Linked DNA regions of Mus musculus: regions 1 and 3 are each linked to region 2. A link is a loop called in an ENCODE intact Hi-C map of the cell type or tissue named here. Cell type or tissue: left cerebral cortex. All regions are shown on one strand. Region 1 has its middle 13 kb from the start of Kcnt1. Region 2 holds the start of Camsap1 (calmodulin regulated spectrin-associated protein 1). Region 3 holds the start of Bmyc (brain expressed myelocytomatosis oncogene).

Region 1 (8,000 bases), 120 kb after region 2:
GAGAAGGGTGCAGGTTAAGTCAGGCAGCAGTCCACAGCCTGTCCCGTTCATCAGTCGAGCCTCTGCAGAGCCAGGGAAGCACCTAGATGGTGTTTGAAATGAAGTCCCTGTGGGAGGCAGCACCGTCTGATGTTTTCCTGGGTTCAGAAGCCTTGGGCAGAAAACACAGGACAGAACCCAGTGCCAGTCAGTGGGCAGGAGTGCTCAGCTTGCTCCAGGGCCTCACAGGCCTATCATCATCTCCTGCTCTGTCCTCTGCCATGGCAGTTCCCATCTCCTGCCCCATCAGTTCACTTGAAGTCTGCTCTTGGCAGGTATGAAGCCCCAGTCAGCTGGGTAGCTCCAGTCTTGAGTGTGCTGGAGATGCTACTGTGCTTTCTGGGGTTCCTAGCTCCATCTCTGATCCTGTGCTCTGGCCTTTCCTTGATTGCCTCATCCCTCATCACCAGTAGTACCCTGCTTCCTTCTTGAACCCCTTTTGTCACCTTGGACTCTTGACCAGGCATGACCTACATATCCCACCCACTACCACCCTGGCTCAAGCCAGGCCACACCCTCCATCGTCAAAGCTCCTTTTCCATTTCTGAACAAGCATTACTGGATGCTTGTGTGTGTTAACTTGGGATCCATAAGGGCTCCTGGTCAAGGCCCAAGGAACCTCCAAAGGAGAACTAGATGTGTCCCTAATACTTCCCACCTTAGAGCTACCCTCGAGGGCTTCATGCACAAACTCTGGTCCCAGTGCCCTCTGGTCACCTACTGCTGGCTCAAGGTGCAAATAGGAGGCTACTTGTCCTGGAAGGGATGTACAGAGAGTGGGGCGGGGTGGGGCGGGGTGTGGTGCAAGCAGGGCTGCCCAGCAGAGGCAGAGGTGAGGGTTCTGGATCCAAATGGTTATATGCAGCAGAAGAGGCAGACTACAAGGGTAGAGGTAAGGACGGGGCATCGGAAGCTGTGGGAGTGGTTAGGATGTGGAGCCAGGCTCTGGTCCCGAGGGCAAGCTCGTTCAAGAGTGATGAGGAGGGCACTTAGTGGGCATCCAGCTATCCAGCGGAGTTCTCCACTCCCAGCTCAGCCCCTCCCCATCAGCAGCACTGCCCAGCCCAGCTCTATGGTCATTAACAATCTCAGTGAGTAGTTCTGAGTGCAGGGCTGTCCCTCGAGGCACCTTTCCTTAATCTCGGTGTTGGAGACTTGGGTAGAGGGCCTGCATCTCATGAGAAGGGTTCAGCTTAGTCCCCAAAGGGTAACTTGGTGCACTTTCAGTTCCTGACAGGAAGGGATAGGAGGTTCCACAGGCTCTCTACTCCCCATGGCTGTCCTTAATGGGGGGCACCCCACTGCCCTGGCCACAGGGCACTTTCTGCTTCCCATTTTTTATGATTCTATCAGAACGTACTCAATGCTTTTGCCTCAGAGAAGTGAGCTGAGCTCCACTGTCTGAGAGCCAGGGACAGCACAGATGGGGCCTGCACTGGCCTGCCGTCTGCAGCAGCACCTTGGACCCCTGAAGACTTCCCTTCAGGTTTGAACTGAGCAGACTAATCCAGGGACAAACCTGCTTTCACCTGCCTAGAGCCCAGCCAGTGGTGACCTACTAGGTCCTGTCTTCCCATGGCTGGCTCTTCTGAGCAGCCTGGCAGTGCCCTGTTCATCCTGCAGACAAAGGGCCAGTGGTGGTACTGAAGCCTTAGTCTCTCTTACAGACCAGGACAAGACTCTGAGATTCAGACACTCCTTCAACACCACAGCCTGAGGCCTCTCATAACATCCTCTCAGGGGTCTTCATACATTTACAGGGAGAATGTGAGTCTATACTCCCACCCCCAGATCAGGGAACTTGGAGGGGGTAGTTCTGGGTGGAGAGTATACCCAACCTCTTTAAGATGCCCAGGACTCCCGTAGCTGGGACAGTAAGGTATCATAAGGGGCAAGGCCTTGGTCTAGAACCTTGAATGCAACAGGAGCCACTGAGCTCTCTCTGACTGTTCCCCACCCCTTGAAGGTCTCAGAACTTAGCACAGATGGTGGGAGTTTATCCGCAGTAACATGGGCCCCAGTGTGGGTGAGATCTCAACTCTGCCCCTCATGGGCTGTGTGCAGTGCTCAGTGTCCTTAAGAGTGCCCAGGCTGGCGGTGCAGCCTCATTTGCACATGTGGGTGGCTGAGCACCTCCCTGTCAAGGCCTCGGAAGCTGCAGTGACTCACCAGCAGTAAGTAGCTTTATTCCTATGGAGAACAGGAAACCCACACGGCCCTTCCTGCCTGCTTACAGTCTTCCAAGAGTCGGGGTGTATATCCCCCCACTTTTGCCCAGCAGAGCTAGTTGTGGGGCAAGACCAGTGGGCAAAGAGGGAGGTGCTAAACATCTAACCTGAGCCTGTCCTGTGCTGGGACACAGTTAGCCCAGCCCCCCCCCAGCCCCCCGCTGAGACCACTACCCCAGGCTGTGAGGGTACATCTATGCTACATCTCCCTGGTGCAGAAGCCCATTGCCTGCAGCCTGGGACCCAGCTGGCTACTCCAGAGAACTCCTGGGAGAAAGCAGGGCAGATAGAGCCTCCCCTCCCTCTGTCCCTGACTAAGCCCTCCTAGACACATGGCACAGTTGCTTAGGCCAACATCATAGTAGTGAAGAAGGGTTCCCAGTGCCATCGTCCACTTTGAGAACCAGTGATGATGCAGAAGGAAGAGGAGACAGGTATGGAGGAGGGGGAGGGAATGGACAAAGCTTTGGTGGGAGTGACAGCAGGACCATCGGGCAGGTTCCAGGCAGCAGGAGGGACCTCCTCTGCCCTCTCCGTATTCAGCTTGAAGTCTGTGCTGGGTCTGTGTACACACAGGGCTCAGATGCTCTGGAGCAGACCTCAGCCCACAGTTTTCTGTATTACCTGCCTGTGATGAGAACCTAGGGGCTCAGAGGGACCAAAGCCTGAAAGTCATGAGAGGCTAGACTCACCCACTAGGCTGATACTAAGATAGCTTTAGAGATAAGGGAGTGACTTGGAAGGGAAGGGAAGGGAAGGGAAGGGAAGGGAAGGGAAGGGAAGGGAAGGGAAGGGAAGGGAGAGAAATATTCAGGATGGTTGTGTTCTGTCTTCTGAGAGTCGAGGGTTGTGCCAACCCTGGCTTTGTTTAATCTTACTGTTTTAAAATTCATGTTTCATTATGTATCACAATTAAAAACATTGCACAAAGTGCCACTGCCCTAACAGCAGTTTCTCACCCCAGGGCAGAAGACAGCTGTTACCAGGCAGACTGTGGCTGCCACCCTATGGCTGACAACAGGAATCTTCACTATCCATGCCTGGAAAGGAAGGGAGGCAGTCTTTCAGCTACATCAGCTAGTCACTGGCATCTGTCCAGTCAGGCCCCAGGCACTTTGGGAAGACAGATGCCGTTTCTTACCAAGCACTGGGATGGGAGAACTCTCCGCAGCTGCTAATTCCCGGAACTCACCGAATCCCAGTGGAGCAGGCACCAGGAGGGAGGGGGTGCTGACTTAAGATGTCAGGCACAGGAAATGGGACTCACAGAAGCCCAAGCCCTGCCATGTGAAGTCCCCACCTGCAGATGGCAGAGCCAAGACAACCTATCTTTCTCTCTGTCTGAGCAGACACTGCTAACTAGACCAAAGCCAGGGTCTTCCTCAGGCAGGTATGTGTGTTACTGTAGCACTTGGTTCAAAAGACAAGAAAACATGACATCAAAATGCATCTCTAAAACCAGATGCAGCGACACACGGCTGCAAATCCCAGCACTCAAGGAGCTGAGGCAGGAGGATGCTGAATCAAAGCAAGTCTGGGCTACATAGCAAAAGACATGAGAACAGACATGCCTGCACAGGATCCAACCTCCCTGGTTCTAACCAGTGAAGACTTGGAACACACACCCGTGCACACACGTCTCTGCCCTGCTCTGTAGGATGAATGGTTCTGAACACCCAGGGACGTCTGTTAGAATATCATTGGTCCAGTAGGCAAAGCAATGATCAAGCTCACTCTGCATGCACTCCAGCTCTGAACACACTGACCTATTCACAAACATGATTCGTTCTCAGTAGTGATTTCCCAGTTGGTTGTTTCAAGTGCTCAGTGTGTGTCCTGACAATTTGCAGGCTCATGTACTTTCTGTCCTAACTCAAGGAACTACGTTGTTTGGGGGAAAGTGCATCCAAGTCCAAGGTTGGGGGAGACATAGCCCTGGGAAGGTGATGAACAGAAGTAGAAGTTTCTGATCATAAGCCAGCCTTTCCAAGTCTGCCAGTGTCCTTCACCATCTTCCCTTGCTGAAAGGAAAGCACCTCCCCTGAGGCTGGCAGCAAGAACACTAGTGTTTACCAAGAGAGTTATTTGGGGAAAAGGCAGAAAGAGACATTTCTTTCCAGCTTCCTGCCAAGCCCCTTCACTTAGGAGCTATTTCCATAGTATCATTCGGTTGACCCCTGCTTAAAGCACAGAGGAGAATTTGCGGTGAGGGAACGTCATACCGCCATACCGCCTTCACTCTGAAAATATGACCATGCTGAAACTGGAGTCTGAAGGACACTGACCCCTGGTGACTACTTGGCTGGCTGCGGGGCTCTGCGACCATCGTGCGTGCAGATCTGACTGATCCTCAAATCAGTGGAGCGCTGGGGTTGGGGATGAGAACGGACGTACGTGCACGGGGAGACAGAGCTAGCCCCCTACTCCACCCTCAACCCCCGTGCATCAGAGCCTGCTAGCACCCCCGCGTCCTGCTCCAGGTCCCCGCAGGAAGAGGCGCCGGATCCCAGCCCACCCAAAACTTTCTATCCAGGGAAACCGAGAAAGTTGAAGAACGTTGTGGCGGCTGCTGGGACAGAGCGGGGGTTGGGGTGGGGGTGGGGGGCGTGAAGGGTGCGCGTGCGCTCGTGCGGGACTCAGCACCGCGGACAGCTCCGCCACTTACCTATCGTCGTTCGGGAATGGCTGGTCTCCTAAAAGCAGGTCACGGAATCGGTACCTTGGCGGCAAGGGCAGCACCTCCGTGTCCAGGTCGTTCATTGTGAGGCGGCGGTGTCCAGGAGCACGTCCCCGCGGCCGACTTTCCCTGAGCAGGGTCGCCTGCAGGCACAAGGCAGCGCCCCCTCACCGCCCGCGCCCTCGCCGGTCGCGCGCAGACCCCTGCGAGCCCTTCCCGGCCTCCGCGACCCCCCGCGGGGGCGGGACAAGCACCTGCAGGGGGAGGGGCTGAGGGCGGAGCTCGGCGGGGGCGGGGCGCCTCCCGGGTCCTCCGGGCGGGCTTAAGGTTTTTCTTTTCCCAGGAGATGTGTGTGTGTGTGTGTGTGTGTGTGTGTGTGTGTGTGTGTGTGTGTGTCGGGGGTGGGGGGCGGATGGGAGTGGTCATGGCTAACTCCAGAACATTGTTTACTTGAAGGTCCCTGGTCTTCCTTGAGTTGGCTGGCATAGGAGCCCTCCTCTTCCCTGGACTCAAGCCAGGCAAGCCTCCCCGCCCCCACAGTCGGCTCCAAGGCCAGTTGCTCAGCTTTTCTTCAGGTTCTGGAGCCAGCATCTCCACCCCCCAAGGCCTCCTCTCAGCCTCTCACTGCTGACTGGCAAGAGGCAGTTTAAGAGGAGGCCCTCTAGGGCCAACAAATCAGAAAAGATGAGATTCACGACTCTGGACTTCCAAGGACTCCTACCCCAATCGTGGGAGTCACTGATATGAACTGGGACATGTGGAGCATGCTGGGGCAGCCTTATGTACACCAGGAAGGTCTTGTCCCCAGCGGCCAGCAGTATGTCCACCCTTTGCCTTTTCTGGTCTTTCTCTTCCTCCATATCCATATTCAGCTGTACTAAACAGACACAGCAGCTGGAGACTGGCTGGCAGAGGGCCCCAGGCTCCAGTTCCCAGCCTCCTGAGGCAGTAAGCTGGGGACATTTATCTTCAGCCTCCAAACCGCAGCTATCTGTAGAAACTTCTGCCTACAGCATAGGACTCAGTAAGCAGCTTAAACACACCAAGTGAGAACAGGCTTAGACTCAACTGCACCCACGAACTGACAGGACTGTGGGCATTGGCACAAGTGGGGGACTGTGGTCCACTGGGCTCCTGACCTAACCAGGGTCCTATGCTTCTTGTACCCTGGCATGGCAGAGCTCCTGGCCCTCAGCCCAGCCTGTTGTCAATCTAGCCTTCCAGCACCCCACAGTAGAATTCAGTCGGTAGAATGCCCAGTTCCCTCCTACCTGACTTAGCAGTGCCCCAGTGTGGCTCAGCCAAGAGCAAAGAGCCCAAGAAGGCAGCCAGTGTTCACACTTAAGTACGCAGCACCAGTCCACTGGACCTGCTTAAGCTTCTCCAAATAAGGCCTGAGGGGAAGGGGTTTGCTCTATGTTTGTTCAAAGTAGGCCACAGGGGTAGAAGATGAAGGGGACATTTACCTCAGGCAGAGTTTGGACTCTCATTCTCAAGTTGGGAAGAGTGGGTGTATTGTCCACCCTGGTCCTCCCACCCTCAGACTACCAGCACACTGACAAGTGTAGGCACTCCCTTCCTCTGGAGGCTGGGGATGCTCAGTGGCTGTCTCAGGCCATGGCTGCCAGTGGCAACACTCACATGTTTCTCAGATCACAGCTCCAACCTCTGGGATCTGGCAGCACTTGAAAAATAACATTTTCCTAATAGCATCGGCGGAGTTGATTGTTATTTCTTAGTCACAAGCTGGCTGGGCCTGGGGAGGTGCTGGCAGGTGGGGAAGCACATGGCCAGGGCTCAGGGCTTTATTTCTTTTGGCAAGCCTCCCAGGAAGGCAGCACCAGGTGCCTAGGAGCTGCACTCTCTGCTGCCCTGACCTTTTGGGCACTTCTGAATTTTTCCCTCTTGGCCTCAAGATCCAAGGGGTCAGGGGTCAGGGGTCAGGGGAGAGTCTCTGCTTACTTCAGGGGGCCTCAGGGAAAGGAGATGCACCTGAAGTCAGACCTGGTCCTGCCCCCACCCAGCTGTGGTTTGGGAGCAGTGACAGGCAGGCTGTTCTTGCAACCTTAGAGTGCTGCTGCACAAGAGTGCACAAGAGTGAGCAGGCGCTGTGAGTGGGCATCCCCTGGACCTCCTGCCACCAGCTCCCCCTTCATGTTCCTTAGTGGTGCCTAGCCCCTCCACACCCTACAAACTCGAATTGACTATTAAGCAGACCAGGGCCCCTAGAGCCTCTTGGGAGAGTGCCCATGGTAGGAGGGCTGTGGTTGAAATATGTCAATATTTCTGTTCACTGCATGTCCCAGGCTTTGGGAGATAGTGGGGAGGACTCAGCCATGTTGGGAAGAACTTTGGGGCAAGCATGGCAGGGCAACTAGAGGATTCTGTAAAGGTGGGACAACTGGAGAGAGAACATGGCTCTAGCCCACCTTCCAGGATTCAGGGGTCCACTTCTTATTCCGTTTCTCATTCTTTCCCTGGGTGACCCCGGGAGAGCCTAGGAGACAGATAGGACCCAGAGTTAATCTCTATCATCTGTCTCCTTTGAGGTGGCTACGTCAGTGAACTGCCTGTTTCTATAAGAATTCAATGTCTTGTGGCTCAAATTAGTTGCTCATATCCTAGGCCCTCAGCCTGCCCTTAAGGTAAGGTATAGAGTTTGTCTTAGAATTTCTATTGCTGTAAAGAGACACCATGACCAAGGCAACTCTTATAAAGGACAACATTTAATGGGGGCTGGCTTACAGTTCAGAGGTTCAGTCCATTATCATCAAGGCAGAAGCATGGCAGCATCTGGACAGGCATGGCACAGGAGGAGCTGAGAGTTCTGCATCTTCATCTGAAGGCAAAAAGAAGACTAGCTTCCGGACAGCTAGGAGAAAGGTCTCTCAAAGCCCACCCCCACAGAGACATACTTCCTCCAAAAGGCCACATCTTCTAATAGTGCCACTCCCGGGGCCAAGCATATTCAAACCACCACAGAGTTCAACTTATGAGACTCATAGCCCACGTCCCCCATCTCTACCCCAAGTCAAGGCAGAGCCTTCAAGGGATAG
Region 2 (8,000 bases):
TACAACGTGCCATGAACACTCAAGACACAGTAAACAAAGCTAGGTAGTATGTATGTATGTATAAAAAGGACTATGCTCCATGCCAAGTGGAATTTCTTCCAGACTACAGGGGAGGAACAGTATCTGAACACCAGACAATGTTATAAACGACAGACAGACTAAAAGCCTCTACATGACCACCAGATACAAAACAAAGCACCACACAGATGTACAATGGATGGATTTTCTGAGCTTGATAAGAGACACCCATCAAACCGAACAGCATCACAGTCAGTGCAAACTGGATGCTTCCACCAGATCACAAGACAAGGGGTCTGCTTTCCCCTGCTATTCCACAGGGCACTGGGGCTCTAGACAAGGCAGGAAGGAGGTAAGAATGCTCTTTACCCACAGATAACATGTCTGAAACCATTCAACTAGCAAATGGATTCCTCAGAGCTGCAGAATACAAAGCCAGAACATCAGACCACCATCCCTGGCCCCCTTTCTTCTCTCTCCTATATTCTCAGGTTTGTCCTGTTACCTACCTGGCATTCCACCCCCCCCCCCCCGGCCCCATCCCAGTCCGGCCAAGTTCTGCTGTCCCACCACCTTTGGCCCCAAGTCTGAGCCTTGCTGGTTTTACACACCGGGGTTTAGATCAGCCTACCATAGCAGCCCAGTCTACTGCTCCTCGGACAGACACTAGGCTCACTTTTTACTCCTTTCTGCCCAAATGTCATTCTCTTCGGTCTCTCCATGGGTACCCAGCCCTAACCAATTTTTATTTCATTTTATTTTAAACAGGGTCTCACTATGTGGTTTTGGCTGACCTGGAACTCGATTAGAAACAGGGTGGCTCTGAAGTCACTGAGATGCACTTGCCTCTGCCTCCCAAGTGCTGGGTTCAAGATACTTGCCACATGAGGCCACTATCCATTTTTTGTTTGTTTTGTTTTTTGAGACAGGGTCTCATCTCCAGTAGCTGAAGCCGGCCTTGAATTTCATCTAGATCCTCCTGCCTCCAGTCTCCCCACTGCAGGGATTACAATCATGGGATACCATGCCCAGGCTCATCCGCGGCTCTTTCTGACTACATCATACATGCACTTGGACTTGAGGGACAGCTACCTGTACAACATCCACTCTACACACTGCCTTCTTCATACATAGGGCGGCTCTGGCAATGACAGAAGTTAAACACCTTGAAGTTTGCAGATGATGGTTAGTAAGGTCACCCACGCCCGGGCCGGAGGGTTCCTGAGCCTTCCCAGGGGCTGGTGCGCACACAGTCCGCTCTTCAGTGACATCTTTCTCCTTCCGCACCCAGTTTTCAAAAATATACTATTGCTCCTTTCAAGCACTAAAATGCAGGTCACACGCGACGATGGTCCTAGGCTGGCATCCATTTCCCTTAGATGCCAAAACTGGTTGAGAGATCTGATAGTGCCCACCGAGGAGGAGGAGGAGGCGGAGCTCGCGGTTGCTCCGGACTCCCGAGAGCTGCGGGGATTGTTTCTCTGGGCTAATCTCAGGCGCAGTTCTCGAGCCGCACACACTCTGCGACGCCCACTTTCTGCCAGTCCGGGCGGAGACGTCTTGGCATCTCAGTCCACAGATGCAGCACCGGTGCAGACTCTAAGGGCGCTCAGTTCTCAGAGAGCTGGCCTTGCCAGAGGTAGAGGCGAACGTCTCTGCACACAGGACTGAGGCTCAATCAAGGCCAGAGATTAGTCTCTCAAGTTGCTAGGAAACAGGCTAGCCCTCAGAAGAGAATACTGCGCCTGCGCGGGATCCGGACAGGGGCGTGTCCACTGTGCCGGGGGGTGGGCGGGGAGGGGCCGGATGGACTAGCGTGTATGCAGCCTTGAGGACGAAGTAGAGGCGGGGCCGAGGGTGTGTCCATAGCTACTAAGGACACGGACTGGGCTAGGTTAGAGGGGCGTGCCTACTCTGCAGGACCAGGGCTGGGGGCGGGGCTGAGGGTGTACCCAGAGCATCTGAAGAAGGGGACAGGTACGGAGCCTTCAGGAGGAGGGCGGGGCGAGCGGGCGGTGTTACGGGCGGTGCCTACTGCGCTTGCGGAGAAAGGTGGGGCTGCGGGGGGCGGTAAGTGCGCCTGCGTGACGCGGCGGCGGCGCGTTAGCTCCCACCCGTTGGCCGCCGCCTCAGCTGCCGCTTCTCCTGGGCCGCGCACGCGCCTCCGCCACCGCCCCCGGCCCGTGCTCGCACCGCGCTTGCCCCGCGCCTGCCCCGCGCCTTCCTCGGCCGGCGCTTGCCCGCCGCCGCCTGCCCGGCCCGCTCGGCGCCTTCTCGGCCTCGGCTCGGCGCCCGCAGCATGCAGCAGCCTGGGTGGCGGCGGCGGCCGTGAAGTAAGGGCCGTGCGCCCGGGCGGGCGGCGCGGGAGGGCGGCGGCGTCTTTGTTGCGGCCGGGCTGCCGCGGCCTTTGTCTGCAGATGGTGGACGCGGGCGGTCGCTGTGCCGCCGAAGGCTGGAGGAGGATGGAGGCGCCCCCGGAGGGCGCCGACCTGGTGCCGCTGGACCGCTACGACGCGGCGCGGGCCAAGATCGCCGCCAACCTGCAGTGGATCTGTGCGAAGGCCTATGGCCTAGGTGGGCGGGCGCGGCGGGGTCCGGGGTCGGGGGATGGGATTACAGGGAGACGGACGGGGAATGAATCCGGTTCCAGGATGGTACTAGAGGGGAGCCGACGGGGAACGCACTGGTTTCGGATGCGACCGGGAGGTGTCGGACGGGTATAGGAGCCGGGGTATGGGACCAGAACTGGGGTCGGACTACGACGGGGGATGGGACCAGAGGGGAACGCGACGGCCGCAGAATGGGACCAGAGGGAGACCGACGGAAACGACCAGGTATGAGACCAGAGGGGTCAGAAAAGGGACTGACATGCTGGGGGATGAGAGCAGAGAGTTTCGGACGTTGGACAGACGGGGCAGGTTGGGACCAGAGGGGATCTGACGGGTCTTGGGGGGATGAGACGCACGGGAGGAGGTTGTAAGGTCTAGGGACAAGGAATGGAGACAGAGCCAAGATTGAGAATGAGGCCGGTGACAGGGCCAAGGCGCGCCTTCGCGTGGTGTCAGTTCAAGTCTTGCTGTTCTGGCGGCGGCCCAGGTGAGCGAGCGCTGAGGTAGCCCAGGGTCGGTCCAGGCATGGGACTGTGTTCGCGTGTCATCCATGCTCTCTGAGTCTCGGTGGGTGGAGGGTGCCTATCATGTGCAGTGTTATTCTCTGGCAATTGGACTGGTCCTCTAAGTCCAAGAAAGACTCTTACCTAAATAACCACTGCTTAGCTGTTCCTTACTGCATCAGGGTGACTAGAAGGCTGGATAGTTTGAGACTTAGTCTCAAACTAGAGTTCCAGCCAATCTGGTTTATATATTATGAAATTTGGTACTTAACAGAACAGAAGTTATTGGATACTCCAAAGATACATTATGTGTAATACAGATTGTATAGAAACCATCATCTCCTTTGGTTAATTCCTGTTGTAAAGAGCAAGGTAACCTTGTTTATGAAGCCTAATATGCTTAGTAGGATTAGGATTCTCTGATTTGGTGCTCTGGGAACATTGCAGACCAAATAGTGCTGGTAATGAGTTGGTTGGGAGGCTCTAGTATCAGGGCAGGTGTCTTGTTTTAGGCATAAAACTATGATAAATGAAGCATAAATTACCCTTGTGCTGGCAAAAACATTACCTGAAGACTTGGGTTACTGAGATAACCCTTTCAGGAAAGGGTTAGGTGACCACTTTGGAAAACTTGCTAAGCAGGTGTGCTCGGTGACAGTGGCCTCCAACTAGTCATAAGAACAAACTGTTTTGTGAGTCTTGGGATTAAATAAACTGCTTTATTTTAAATTTACTTCTGTGGTATAAAACTAGCAGTGAGGAAGAAATTCTTTTATAGTTTTCAGTGTTATAATTCTTGGTCACTGTTTCTATTCAGTGCAGGGCTTTACCTTACTTAAAAAAGTGCAATTGAAGAAGTTGGGTGGTAGCTGCCCAAGCTTTTAATACCAACACCCGGGAGGCAACACAGAGAAACCCTGTCTTGAACCCCCCTTTCTCCCCCAAAAAAAGTGCAATTGAGAAAAGGTGTCTGCTACCTACCTAGAGCAGCGAATGAGTGTCTGGCCACTGGCCATTCTCTTTGCTAGCTCCACACTTTGCCCATCTCCCACCTTATGTTTCTTATTGTTTGCTTGGCATTACTCTAAGCTATTAGCATTCAGGTTTTTTTTTTTTTTTCTTTCTTTTTTTTAATGAGACAGTATCTGCTATGGAGTTTCCTATGTAGACCAGTCTGACTTTGAACTCCCAGAGATCCATTTGCCTCTGTCTCCTGAGTGCTGGAATTAAAGGCGTGTGCTCATTTTTTATATTTCACAATTTTTTATTTTATGTGCATTGTTTTTTTTTTTTTTTTTGACTACATGTATTTCTGTGTGACAGATGTCAGATCCCCTGGATAAGGAGTTACAGACACTTGCAAGCTGCCACATGGGTGCTTGGAATTTAACCTGGGTCCTCTGGAAGAGCAGCCACTGCTCTTAACCACTGGGCCATCTCTCCAACCCTCTAGTTGTTCTTAGGTTCATCTTAACTCCCAGCATTTTCTCCATTGGTAGTATTTCGCCAAGGCTAGCCCACCACTTGTCATGGTGCATTCTTGGGCATAGTTCCTCTTCTTTCTACAAGTTTTCACGCCTGTGTATATGTATGTTTTAACCTGTGTGCTGGGGGTGGACCTCCTGTGTATATGTATTGTTTTAACCCTCGTGCTGGGGGTGGAACTCAGGATTTTGCTAGGCAAGTACTCTTGCTGAGCTGCCTTCTTTTTTTAAGGCTGGCATGTGGAGATAGTTTACTTAGATTCTGTTTCCTTAACAGGGTGAGCGTGTTGAGTTTTGTGTAGCCTTAGCATTCAGCTTGGGGGTAAGGTATCTAGAGATAAGTTTTTCTCTCTCAGTGTTGGCACCTGACTGGTTTAGTTTTATTCTAGTACCAGATTACTTGTGAGATCTGGTTGCCTCATCAAATAATGGAGAAAATGGGCTTTAAGGTTTTAGAATTATTAAGAGTGCTCATTTGAAGACTGGAAGAGCAAGACTGAGGCCCAGCGTGGGTCTGAGCCTAGGTGACCCCATGACCTGAGGGCATGCCTCTGCTAGCAGCATGCATATGACGTGAGTGTTAGGAGGTCTAGTTTCTTTCCATTTGCTGGGGTAAATGAGGTTTCTATACTCAGCTTCAGAATTTGGGAGGCCCTAATTCATATGAGCAAGCTGTCTAAGCTGGAGGGGTGCTTGTGCTGTTCGTAGTCTGGTGTGAATTTACTTCTGCCAGCCTGGAGTTGGGTCTTCCAGGAACATGGGTGAAGAGGGAGTTTTGGCAAGGTACACATTTTGGCAAGGTACACAGGGACACCCCGTCTACCCCAGTAAAATTCTGATGCTGGTCCTGGTCATGCTGCTTTCTTTGCATCTGGATGCTTCACTGACAACTTAGTTTGTCTGGGTGGCCATAGGGAAAGGGTCTTGCATGTTTTATGTGTTATGCACTGTTTGGTTAAGTCACGAAGTGAAACCAGCTTTTCTTCTGTATAGGAGTTGAAAGTGTGGTGGAATTGTGGGGCTAGCCACTGGAGACTCCATTGTCACTTGCCCCGGAAGTCTGTGTCCCTGTGCCAGGCTGCTATCTGTAGTGAGTGGCAAGCTGTGGAGCTCACCCTAGCAGGCTTTGGGTTTATGGTTATGAAGAAACATTTTCTCAAGATTTATTCTGCACTCATGCCACAACCAAGATTTGGGGCTGTCTTGTGCTTCTATTTTTAGGTTCCTTCTCTCTTTCTGGCAACTCTTTCGTGACATTAACAGTCTTTTTGTTGTTTTTTAGGAGTAACTTATTAGGCGTGCTGAAAATTGTTCACTTAAATGTGTCTGCAAAGAGGAGCAAAGTCTGCTTAGCTCCAAGAGTGTATGGTAGCATTTGTGTGAGACCTGCATAAAATTGATAGAGAACGTCAAAGTGCTGCTTAAAGGAGCATTTATTTTCCAGGGTAGTGTGCTAGCCCAGGGCTGCAACAGTCCTGGCTTTGGTTTTGGGTCGATTTGCATTCTGTTTGTGCTCTGAGCAAGCTCAGAGGTATCTATCTAGGCTTTGGTTTCAGGGGAAAGTGGGGGAATACCAGTTTTTATCTCTCAAGGACAGTGGCACACACAGGGACCGGATGAGAAGGCTCTAAATTGTTTGCAAGGAGATTGCTTTGAGGCTCAGCAGAAACTGATTTGTCCTTTTGCCCCAGAGCTGAGCTGTCCTGAATCCTAGGTCCAGTCAAGAGGCTCATCTTTCTCCCCTTACCAGCAACAGACCGGGCGCTGGTGGCCTGGCTGTAGGGGTTAGGTCTACTAACCAAGAATGCTGCTCTTCATCCTCTCTTCTACCTCTCCTGTTCTCCCACGATCACCAGAATGAGCACATTATAGAGTAAGGAGTCACATGAGGATCTGTGGCCTATGCAACCCTGTTCCTAGGAAATTGAACTAGAGCCACTGCTGGCAACAAAGTGCTTTTAAGCTGGTTTGCCTAGCCAGTGTTAGGAGCAGAGCCCTTTCCTAACTCCAGGAGTTAACATATTGCCAGAGTCATGGTATTGTTTGGTTTAGTGATATTTGGTCAAAAGTTCTTCACTACTGGGAATCCCTTTCAGTAGCTTTGGAGCTGGCTAGAGCTGCTCACTGAGCCTTGCCTTTCCTGGACTGGGTCAGGTTTCCCTGGGAACAGTCTACTGCCTGGGCCCAGTTCAAAAGTGTGTTATCAAGTTGTTCTAGGTTATAATTTGTTCAGACTACTGGTTCATGAGTTTAGATTGTGGCTCTATCTATCTAGTTTAGATTTTTTGAAGCAGGGTTTCTCTCTTTAGCCCTGTCCTGGAACTCACTATAGACCAGGCTGGCCTCGAACTTATGAAGATCCACCTGCCTCTGTTTCAGGAGTGCTGATATTAGAGGCACTCACCACCATGCCCGGCTGGTTTTATATATTTTATTTTAAGTGTCTGGGTACGTTGCATGTACTTGTGCACCATATGTATACCCAGTGCCCTTGGAGGCTAGAAGAGGCCGTCAGATCCCTTGGAATTGGAGTTATGCATGTATGGTTGTTAGCTCTTTGTAGATGGTAGGAATTGAACCTCAGTCCCCTGAAGAACGGCCAGTGCTCTTAAGTGCTGAGTAATTTCTCGAGCTCTGGGCTGTTTTTAAATAGCCTTTTGCTATTCTTGGCAAGTGAGTTGGGTGTTTTTGGGCGGGAGGGTCCAGCAGCCTCAAGTGTTTGGCGAACTGGAGAAGCCTGATGCTGTAGGGCCTGCTGATTGTGCCATGACTCCTCTACAGGTTGTTTAGAGAACCTCCTGTCTTCGGGTTCTGGTCTCTGCAAGGTTGGGATTCCCCTCACATGCCCACCTGCAAAATGCTCAGGTGCTTGTCGGTGTAGGAGAAGTCATGTTTTTAGAGCTGTGTTTATATATGTCCTCCTTCCTGGCCTGATGCCAGGAGTTAATACTAATCAGAGAACGAAAATCTGTCTTTAATCTGTGAGCTAATCCTTTGGCCCTCAGAAGGGCTAGTTGCTACTGTGGTTTAGATTGTTAACTTTGGGTATACATTTTTTTTTTTTTTTTTTTTTTTGGTTTTTATGAGACAGGGTTTCTCTGTATAGCCCTGGCTGTCCTGGAGCTCACTTTGTAGACCAGGCTGGCCTCAAATTTAGAAATCTGCCTTGCCTCTGCCTCTCAAGTGCTGGGATTAAAGGTGTGTGCCACCACACCTGGCTCAGAGTTGTTTAATAGCTTTGCTTGCTATCCATTTTCATATTGTCTGAGGATGACCATGATGGAGGCAAGATTACTTTCATCCAGTTGCTTTTGTGTGCATAATTATTATTTCTTTTTCAGAATAGGAAATATAAAGGGAAAAGGCACATAGTGCCATCTATGTTG
Region 3 (8,000 bases), 270 kb after region 2:
TCCTGATAACCACACATAGGCACCCATTACCCCTCCCATCCCCACCCCCAGCTTCACTTCCATCCCACCAAATGGTTACAGCCCTCCACTCGCCCTCTACTGTGAGCATTCAGGGAATTCCTAACTATACTATACTGTATATAAACCCAATACTTTCTGAACTCAGCATAGTATGCCAGCATCTACCCTATGACTGCGGGGCATGTGATCTGAGTCTGGACTTGAAAGAATAAAAGATTCTTTTGCAAGTTGTAGAGGACTTCAAAATTCTTGGGCTTGCCTAGGTTTCCCCTGGACTCAGGGCATAACAGTCTTCTCTGAGAAGAACTCTAAGCTTTTGTTGCTTACTCTGGCAGAGAGGGGCTGTGAGAATCTGGTAGGTTTCAGGGACTTCCTGAACCTATTGGAGGTATTGAGGTGTTTTGAGTTGTTTACTTTTCTGTTTAAAGAGTTTTCCTGCAGGATGGCATGTGCCAGTCTCAGAGGAAACTCTCACATGTCCTTATAGCCCTTTACAGCTCAGCCCTTGAGCTCAGGAGGAATGGAAATTGCCCTGAGGAAGAAAGCCCCAGCCCTGAGAGAGGCTCTGCATTCCAGACCTGTCTGGCTTTGCTTCCACTCCCTGAACTCTGGGTCCCTCCATTGGAGAAGTCTGACCTTTCTGATAGCAAGAGAGACCGAGTCCCACTTCACTGAGCTGCCGAGAGTTCCCTGAGGCTTCCTGGCTGTTCTGTATGTCAGGTAGAGTGAGGCCACCCCATGCAACTCTGCTGGAGCTTGCTCTATCATCCTGCATCCTGGGATCTCTGTGTGGGGAATATGGTGTGAGGATGATCAAAGCTCCCCAAAGCCCTGTAGTTACAGTGAGGGTGTGGCCAGCACACCTGAATGGAATCTCAGCTCTTCCACCCACAACTGCTTAGGTGACTTTGAGCTCCGGGGGCTTGTGTCCTGTGATCATTCTGTCTAATTCTGTGAAGCCATTCATAACTCCAGCTTTTCTGGCTCCAGGGAGAACCTGTAGCAACACAGAGGTCATCTCTCTCCTGTGGGAAAAAAATCCTCTTCTCTGGCACCTCTTCTCCCTCTCCTCAAACCCCCTCCATGCTCCCCACCCCCTTCCTCACATCCTCTTCCTCTCCTTCCCCCTCTCCCAGCCTTTCCCATCAAAGGAAACAGTTTGTGAGCAGCAAGTTCAAAGATGGTTGGATAATACCACTGGACACCAAGATCTGAAGGACAGTGGAAGAGTCTTAGTTGTCACAGCTCAGACAGGATTTGACTTTCAGAGAGCCTCACAAAGGCCCAGATGTTTGTGTCTACCTACATGCTGTGTGTTGAGACCTCAGTTCAAGGAGATGGGATTCAGCGGGGGGGGGGGGGGGGGGGGGGGATGGGGGGGTTGGGGTCTTTCAGAGGTGCAGGTCTCATAGTGTAATTGATAGTTTGAAGGGAGCAGAGGGGACTAGGGTTCTTCCCTTCTACCATGTAAAGATCCAGTGGTTCATCTGAGAGCCAGGAAGTGGGACCTCAGCAAACATCAAACTGCCAGCTCCTTGTCCTTGGGCTCCTCTGGCTCAGAAACTGTGAAATCAATTTCTGATTGTGAGCCACACAATCTGTGTGATTTTGTTCTCAGAGCCAAGTTAAACTCTGAGCAGGCACTCCCAGAGTGCCCAGCTGAAGGCCCTCAGCCAGAGGCTCACAGGGCACAAGAACAAAACAGGCGACCTAATTACTGATGGGCAACATGGAAAACTTTCACAAATGGCTGAGTAACAACGACTACAATTCTTTGGCATGGTCAAAACCTAATCCAGAACTTGCAGTTAAAGGAAGGCTAACAAGGTGACTGCATGGGCCCTGGTGAAGAAGAGTCAGGATAAGAAAAAATCTATTTAGAGAGCTGCTCTCACAGAGAAAGAGAGGACCTGTTAGACACTCAGGAAGACAGTGACAGGACAGCTGGGAATGTGTAGAAACAGATGCCATTCAACAGAAGGAAGCAAGCTGAAGGGACTCTAGCCAGCCCATGCATGGTGAGTGTGACTGTGGCCGGCCTTGCCCTCTCCCCCATTCCCTCTGCCCTGCTAAAAGCCATTATATTACATTCCTAAAGCTGGCCACTAAGACCCATTCCCTTACGTGACCACTTATTTGGCCTCCTTAGGCTGACTACTAAGATCCAGCGATCAAAGTATTGAAATCCAGCTATCAAAGCCCACTTTGGGCACCCTGGTTAACATACCTAAATAAAATCATTTACCTTATCCTAACATTGAGTTTCCCATTTTACCTTTACAAATCACCATTTGCCTTTGTGCCACATCTGTCCCTTCTCTATCAAGAAGCAGCCCTTTGCCATCATCTCCCATGGGTCCCCATCTCCTGCAGCCCCGGGACAAGCATCCCTCCTCCTCTCCCTTGTTCTTTTCCCTGCTTCTCTCTCATCCTCTAGCTCTTGGCTTTGTCTCTTACTCCCTGCCTTGTTCCTCTGGGGCAAATCAATCCCCTTTGTGCTGAGAACTTGCTCTTGGGGTGTCTTGAGCCAATCCTAGTCCTTTTCCATAGTCAAGCCAAGCTCCAGTATGGTGGCTATTCTAGAGGGAGGAGTCAGAACCTCAGGCAAAGGTCAGCAAGGTGGCCTTGTGCACAGAGCCTGGTTGGTCTATCCTCAAGTCAAGTCAAACCACAAATCCAGCTGTTGTTCTTGTTAGGAGCAGTCACTTTCCTAGCCAGGTGCTCCAGATGTGGAGAACAGTATCCCAGCTCTGAGGGCTGTGGCCAGGATCTCTGCTGAGAAGGAACCTCTTGTTTAAACCTGATCTAGCTCAGAGGCCAAGAACAGGGAACCATGGCAATTCAGAGACCTGCCACAGGGCTCCAGGGTGAGAGCCTGGGAGGCAGCTGTAGAGAATAGGGGACTGGTATTGAGAGCCCACAGACTCCCACTGGCAGGAAGCTGGGCTCTGCAGCGGAGGGCATGGGGGAATGGACCCCATCCTTGTTGCTTGCAGCTGACCTTATCAACTGAGAGGACTCTGCAGTTTGGCAGCACACAGCCTGGGCTGGCAAATGTGTCATTACTGAGCTTTGAGTGTCCCCCTGTGGGGTCTGAGTTCTCTGGAGCTGCAGTGGTCTGTCCTGAATCCCAGTCACAGACCCCACTTTAGCAGGCCTAGAAAGTAGGAAGACAGGTCCACACACCCGTCTCTGCACCATGACTGCTTGCCCTGCTCCCTACACACCTGGAAGACACTACCCTCATCTCAGCTAGAACTTCAGCTTCTCCTGGGTGAAGAAACTGAAGAAGCTCAGGAGGGGGAGGGGTAAGAGGGCTGCCCAGACTCAGACTGCAAAGTCAAGTGTGGCCAGCAGTGGGCCCTGGTACTTGCTCAAGCAAAGTACCTAATGATCACAGCTCTGCTGTTGACTTGGTTCTTGTAGGATCAGCAACAGCCTAAATTGTAAGAGACAGTCTCCACTTCAGGTGACCACCACACCACCTCCCCGCATACACCCAGCAGTGTCTAAAGACAGAGGAGCCAGAGAGGCGAGGCACCGGTACTCTGGAGGTTTTTTTTGTTTGTTTGTTTGTTTTTTCCTGCCTCTCCTGATTCACCTTTTTGCTATGCTTCAGTAGTACCTTTATTTTATTTTTAAAATTATATCAATTGTTTAAAACCCCTCAGTCTATCTAACTTTGTTTATGCATCTATCTCATCTTTTGTCTTTTCCTCTTTCTTTTTTCTTTTCCTTTTTGGTCACATAAAGTTCCCCTTTCTTACTTTTAGTCTACTTTTAGCAGTAGTATTGTCTGTAGCTCCTCGGTTCCTTATTTTGCTATGTTTCATAAAGCTGTTTTTTTTTTAAGCATGGGCTCAACATATTTCCGAATTACTTTGATTTTCTTTAAACAATAAAAAAGAATCAGCTTTTGAAAGGAAAATATACCTTTTTATATTTCATATCCTAAAATCTTGTATAACTGATAAGACGTTTTTATTGATGTTATTTACACTTAAGGGTCCAGCTGATGTTGGAAAATTGATATACTTTAAGATTCCTTTTTTAAACAAATACAAATCTGTTAAGGGGAGTGAGGAAGGGTGGCAAGCTTAAAAAAGAAAAGAGGGAGGGGAGGGTTCTCTTACGCCCAGGATTTGAGGCAGTTAACATGGCTGAAGCTTACAGTCCAAAGCCCCCCGTGCTGTGCGCTCAGGTGTTGCAGGTGCAGTCTGGAGGCGTAGCAGGCTCCACGTCGGCGGCCAGGCTCACGCCGGTGCCTTCTTTGCGCACAGCCTGGTAGGGGTCCAGCTTGGAGACCAGCTTGGCGGAGGCCGAGAAGCCATTCCACATACAGTCCTGCAGGATGATGTTCTTCACGAAGGTCTCGTCATCCGGGTCGCAGACGAAGCTCTGCTTCACCGCGTCTCCTCCTGGCAGCTCGGGCAGGTCTGCGATGGAGAAGCTATCACCGTCGTGGTCCCTGGGGGCGAAAGACACGGCGACCGCTTCGCAGGGAGGCGAGTAGAGCCCGGCGTGGCCCGGGGACGGGCGCGGCGTGGGCAGCAGCTCGAATTTCTTCCAGATGTCCTCGCTGGGCGCTGGCGGCTGCGGCGGCTGCTGGTGGTGCACGTCCTCCTCCTCATCGTCGCACATGAAGTATGGCTGCACCGAGTCATAGTCCAGGTCGCGGTTGCCGTTAGCGAGGCTCACGTGGAGGGGCATGGTCGCGGCGTTGCGTTTGGAGGCGACCCGGAGGGGTGCAGGGCTGCTGCGGAAACCTGGCGCGCTGCGCAGCAGCCCCGAACCACTCCCCTTCCCAGACCCTCACTTCCGACAATCCCGACAGTCCCTTCACCAGGCTCGGTCTCCGGCTGCAGCGGAGGGAGGAGGCGTCAGCTCGTCGCCAGACGCCACGCTCAAAGTATCGCGCCACCTTACGGAGAGGGGCTATAGGCGCTGCATCCTACGTGCACAGGATACATTTTCGTGGACGCAGATAACCTATTCTCCGCATACTCTCACTCATTTCCTGCTAGTGTCTACCTCTCCACCTCTCAGTCCTCTTCGTTCGCCCAGTGACTCTTCTACTTTCATGTCATTTGTAACACGTGTGATTTCATGTACCTATGAAATCGAGAACCCATGGATGAAAAAAGCAAAGATCTTGTCTCTCTGAGACTGACTTAATTCATTTAATATGATACTCTCCAATTCCATCCATTTCTTGCAAATGACACTCTTTGCTCTCATTTATGACTGAAAATGTTCCACTTCCACATACGAACCACATCTTTATTGTCCGTTCCTCTGACGATGGACACCTTGGTTCCGGAACAGCTATTGTGGAAATGTCCGTAATAAACCCGCGTTCAAGGATCTCTGTGGTGGCATACTTGCTTCGGGTCTTCAAGGGTTTTCTTAAAGCTACACTATTTTTTTTATTTATTTATATCATTTTAAGTGTATGAATGATTTGCCTGCATATATGTAAGTGCATCATCACCTACATGCCCAGTCCCCATGGAGACCCAAAGAGGAAGACTGATCCCCTGGAACTGTGTCAGGACAGTGTGAGCCTCTGTGTGAGTGCTGCGAACTAAGGCCCAGGACCTCTGGATCTCTGCGAGAGATCTTAACTACAGAGACCATCTCCAGCATCATCCCACACACCTGTAATGAGTATATGATGCTTGCATCTATGAATGGCTCCTGCAAATTTTCTAAAATGTAGATACAAATATGTGTGAGCTACACATTAAATTTAGGCATGAATTAAACTTCTAAAACACTTTATGATTAAATATTACATAATGCCAAGCAGTCAAGGCAGCTCATACATTGGAAGGCTGAGGCAGGAGGATTACCATGGCTGGGCTACATAGTAAGTTCCAGGATATCCTGGTCTACATAGTGAGAACTTGGCTCAAACAAACAAGAAAATCCATAACACAGAATTCTTTAAAAAAAATTAAAAGATCTAACCTATTTTCTCTTTTCTTTCCTTATTTTATATCAAATTTTTAGAAAGGAAAAATAATGATTTCAAGAACATTTCTGGTTTCTGGACAATATGTTGTTATAGATATTTGAGGTCTGTATTAAACTTCTAAGTGAGTGGGGCTGAAGGATAGCTCGCTGGTAGAGAGCCCTGGCTACTCTTCCAGAGGACCTCGGTTTGGTTTCCAGCACCCACATGTTCAAGAAGACCAACTTTAAAAAATAGTAACTTAATATTTTGTGTTTACTTTTAACTCTTCGGAGTTTTAATTTTTTAAATATTTTTAATGATTCATTTAGTCTTATTTTATACACATTGTTTTTTTGCCTGTGTGAACATGAGCTGGGGCTGGAGTTACAGACAATGCCAGGACTGGCCACGTAGATGCTAGGAGTAAAACCTGGCACCCCTGCAAGAGCAGCCAGCGCTTTTACCATTGAGCATCTCTCTACCCCAAAGAGTTTTAATTTGTTTGCTTGTTTGTTTGTTTGTTTGTGTTTCCAAGACAGTTCCACTTTGTAGCTGTGACTGTCCCAGATGTACAGGGCAGGCTGGCCTAAAACTCAGTGAACAGAGTGCCTCCCAAGTGCTAGGATTTTAATTTTAACAAGGAGTTATTTTTTAAAAATTTTGGCTGGAGCCTTTAATGTCTATCTTGAGATGTAAGTTGGGAGCCACCAAAACAGTACATACAGCTAAAACTAAGTAGCAACTGTCTTGTGAACACTGGAAATGTTTTATTCTTTACCTGACTGGGTACCAGCAGTGTTGGTCCATGACTGAGTACAAACACGGGCCATGCACAGCCTGGTCATTTGACTCGACCCCCAGGACCTTGTAAAATTGGAAAGAGAATTGCCTCTATAAAGCCCTGCCAGGACCTCCACACCTAGGCCGAGGCTTGTGCAAGACTGCATAAACACAAGTAGTGTAATAGCAACATTTTTAAGTGCCCTAGGCTCTATCTTGCTCTCTGCCCAGCCCCTAACATGTGAGCAGACCAACTGCAAAAGGTCAGAAGGGGCAAACAATCCTCAGTAAGCCAGAAGATGCTTGGTTGGTCAGTGAGGCCTTTGAAGTGACTGGGTTCAGAGTTCAAGAAGGAAGAAGTGGTCTCTTTTCCTGAAGCTCTCCTTCCAGCAGAAATTAAGCCCAAGGAGTTTCAGAGACGGCTCCCCTGCAGGGTAGCTGGCAGAAAGGCAAGACGCCTCTTCACTTCCTGTCCTGCTGGAATTCTGCTCATGCCTCCTGAGCACAGTCCTAGCTCCTGGGCTATCATGCCAAATCCAGGGTAGCATGCCTGAATCCTCAGTACCGACCCGGAGAGCAGGAAACGGGGTGGAGGACTGTCATGTGCTGTGGTGTCAACTCTGCATATTGAGGCTGGACTTAGAAGTCTTCCTCATGTTCTGATCGCAACAGAGAACAATATCAAGTATTTGAACTTGGGGCAGTTCTGGGGCCCACAGTTAAAGGCCATGCGTAGTCCCTGTCTGAAGCAAAAAGAGAACCTGGTATGTAGGATCCGGCTTGGCCCGGTCCTGCCTCCAAGTGTCCTGGACACCTCAGGCCCCACCTTAAAAACATCCAATAGCTCCCAGCAAGAACTGGGTCCAGATAGGAAAGGAATTCAGAAAGAACGATGAGTCACGTGGGAGTTAGAGCGGAGGCTCACCGAGCTGAAGGACACCAGCCTGAGTCTCTACAACCCTTCACAAAAGGTGACAAGCTGGACAGCCAGCCTCCACTGGGCTTTGCACTTTGAAGCTGTCACTGATTATATGGGGTAGGGGGCATCTGCTCCCTTACTGTGGCCCATCATGTCCCTGTTGGACAGAGAAAGCCCAAACCCTGATCCTTGGACAAACTGGGAGAGGGCTAGAATGGGGAACAGGGCTGGTGGATTCTGTAGCTGCTTCTGTCTTTCCCAGGGGATTGTGGAGGGGGAGATGTTGAAGAAACTAGCCACTCTTGTGCTACCCCTGTCACTGAG

What was found. A loop is a pair of places that touch in the nucleus more often than their neighbours do. Peaks named below come from ENCODE experiments on the same cell type or tissue, not always from the same donor. Only the 100,000 strongest peaks of a DNase experiment are listed, where the experiment ranks them.
Region 1: it touches region 2 in a loop (7-fold over the local background); 2 of 42 quality-filtered maps call a loop at or near these places.
Region 3: it touches region 2 in a loop (3.0-fold over the local background); 2 of 42 quality-filtered maps call a loop at or near these places.

The regions. Positions count from the first base shown.
Region 1 is chr2:25,860,995-25,868,994 of GRCm38, reverse strand. It overlaps a transcript of Kcnt1 not described here. Among named protein-coding and RNA genes, the nearest start is that of Kcnt1, 13 kb to the left of the region's middle. In left cerebral cortex, CTCF peaks have their summits at 3,275 and 4,564 (motif pointing left); DNase peaks (open chromatin) are centred at 5,048, 5,513, 5,946, 6,617 and 5 more places; H3K4me3 peaks cover 1,540 bases; H3K27ac peaks cover 3,635 bases.
Region 2 is chr2:25,977,374-25,985,373 of GRCm38, reverse strand. It overlaps Camsap1 (calmodulin regulated spectrin-associated protein 1), which reads left to right and starts at 2,092. Exons shown (of 18, transcript NM_001372499.1): 1 at 2,092-2,592. The coding sequence starts at 2,436. In left cerebral cortex, no CTCF peak of the experiment used is centred here; DNase peaks (open chromatin) are centred at 1,947 and 3,058; H3K4me3 peaks cover 3,976 bases; H3K27ac peaks cover 1,948 bases.
Region 3 is chr2:25,703,657-25,711,656 of GRCm38, reverse strand. It overlaps Bmyc (brain expressed myelocytomatosis oncogene), which reads right to left and starts at 4,778. Exons shown (of 1, transcript NM_023326.2): 1 at 3,936-4,778. The coding sequence starts at 4,731. The coding sequence ends at 4,219. In left cerebral cortex, CTCF peaks have their summits at 3,374 (motif pointing right) and 4,941; DNase peaks (open chromatin) are centred at 1,755, 3,356, 4,899 and 5,337; H3K4me3 peaks cover 2,484 bases; H3K27ac peaks cover 2,004 bases.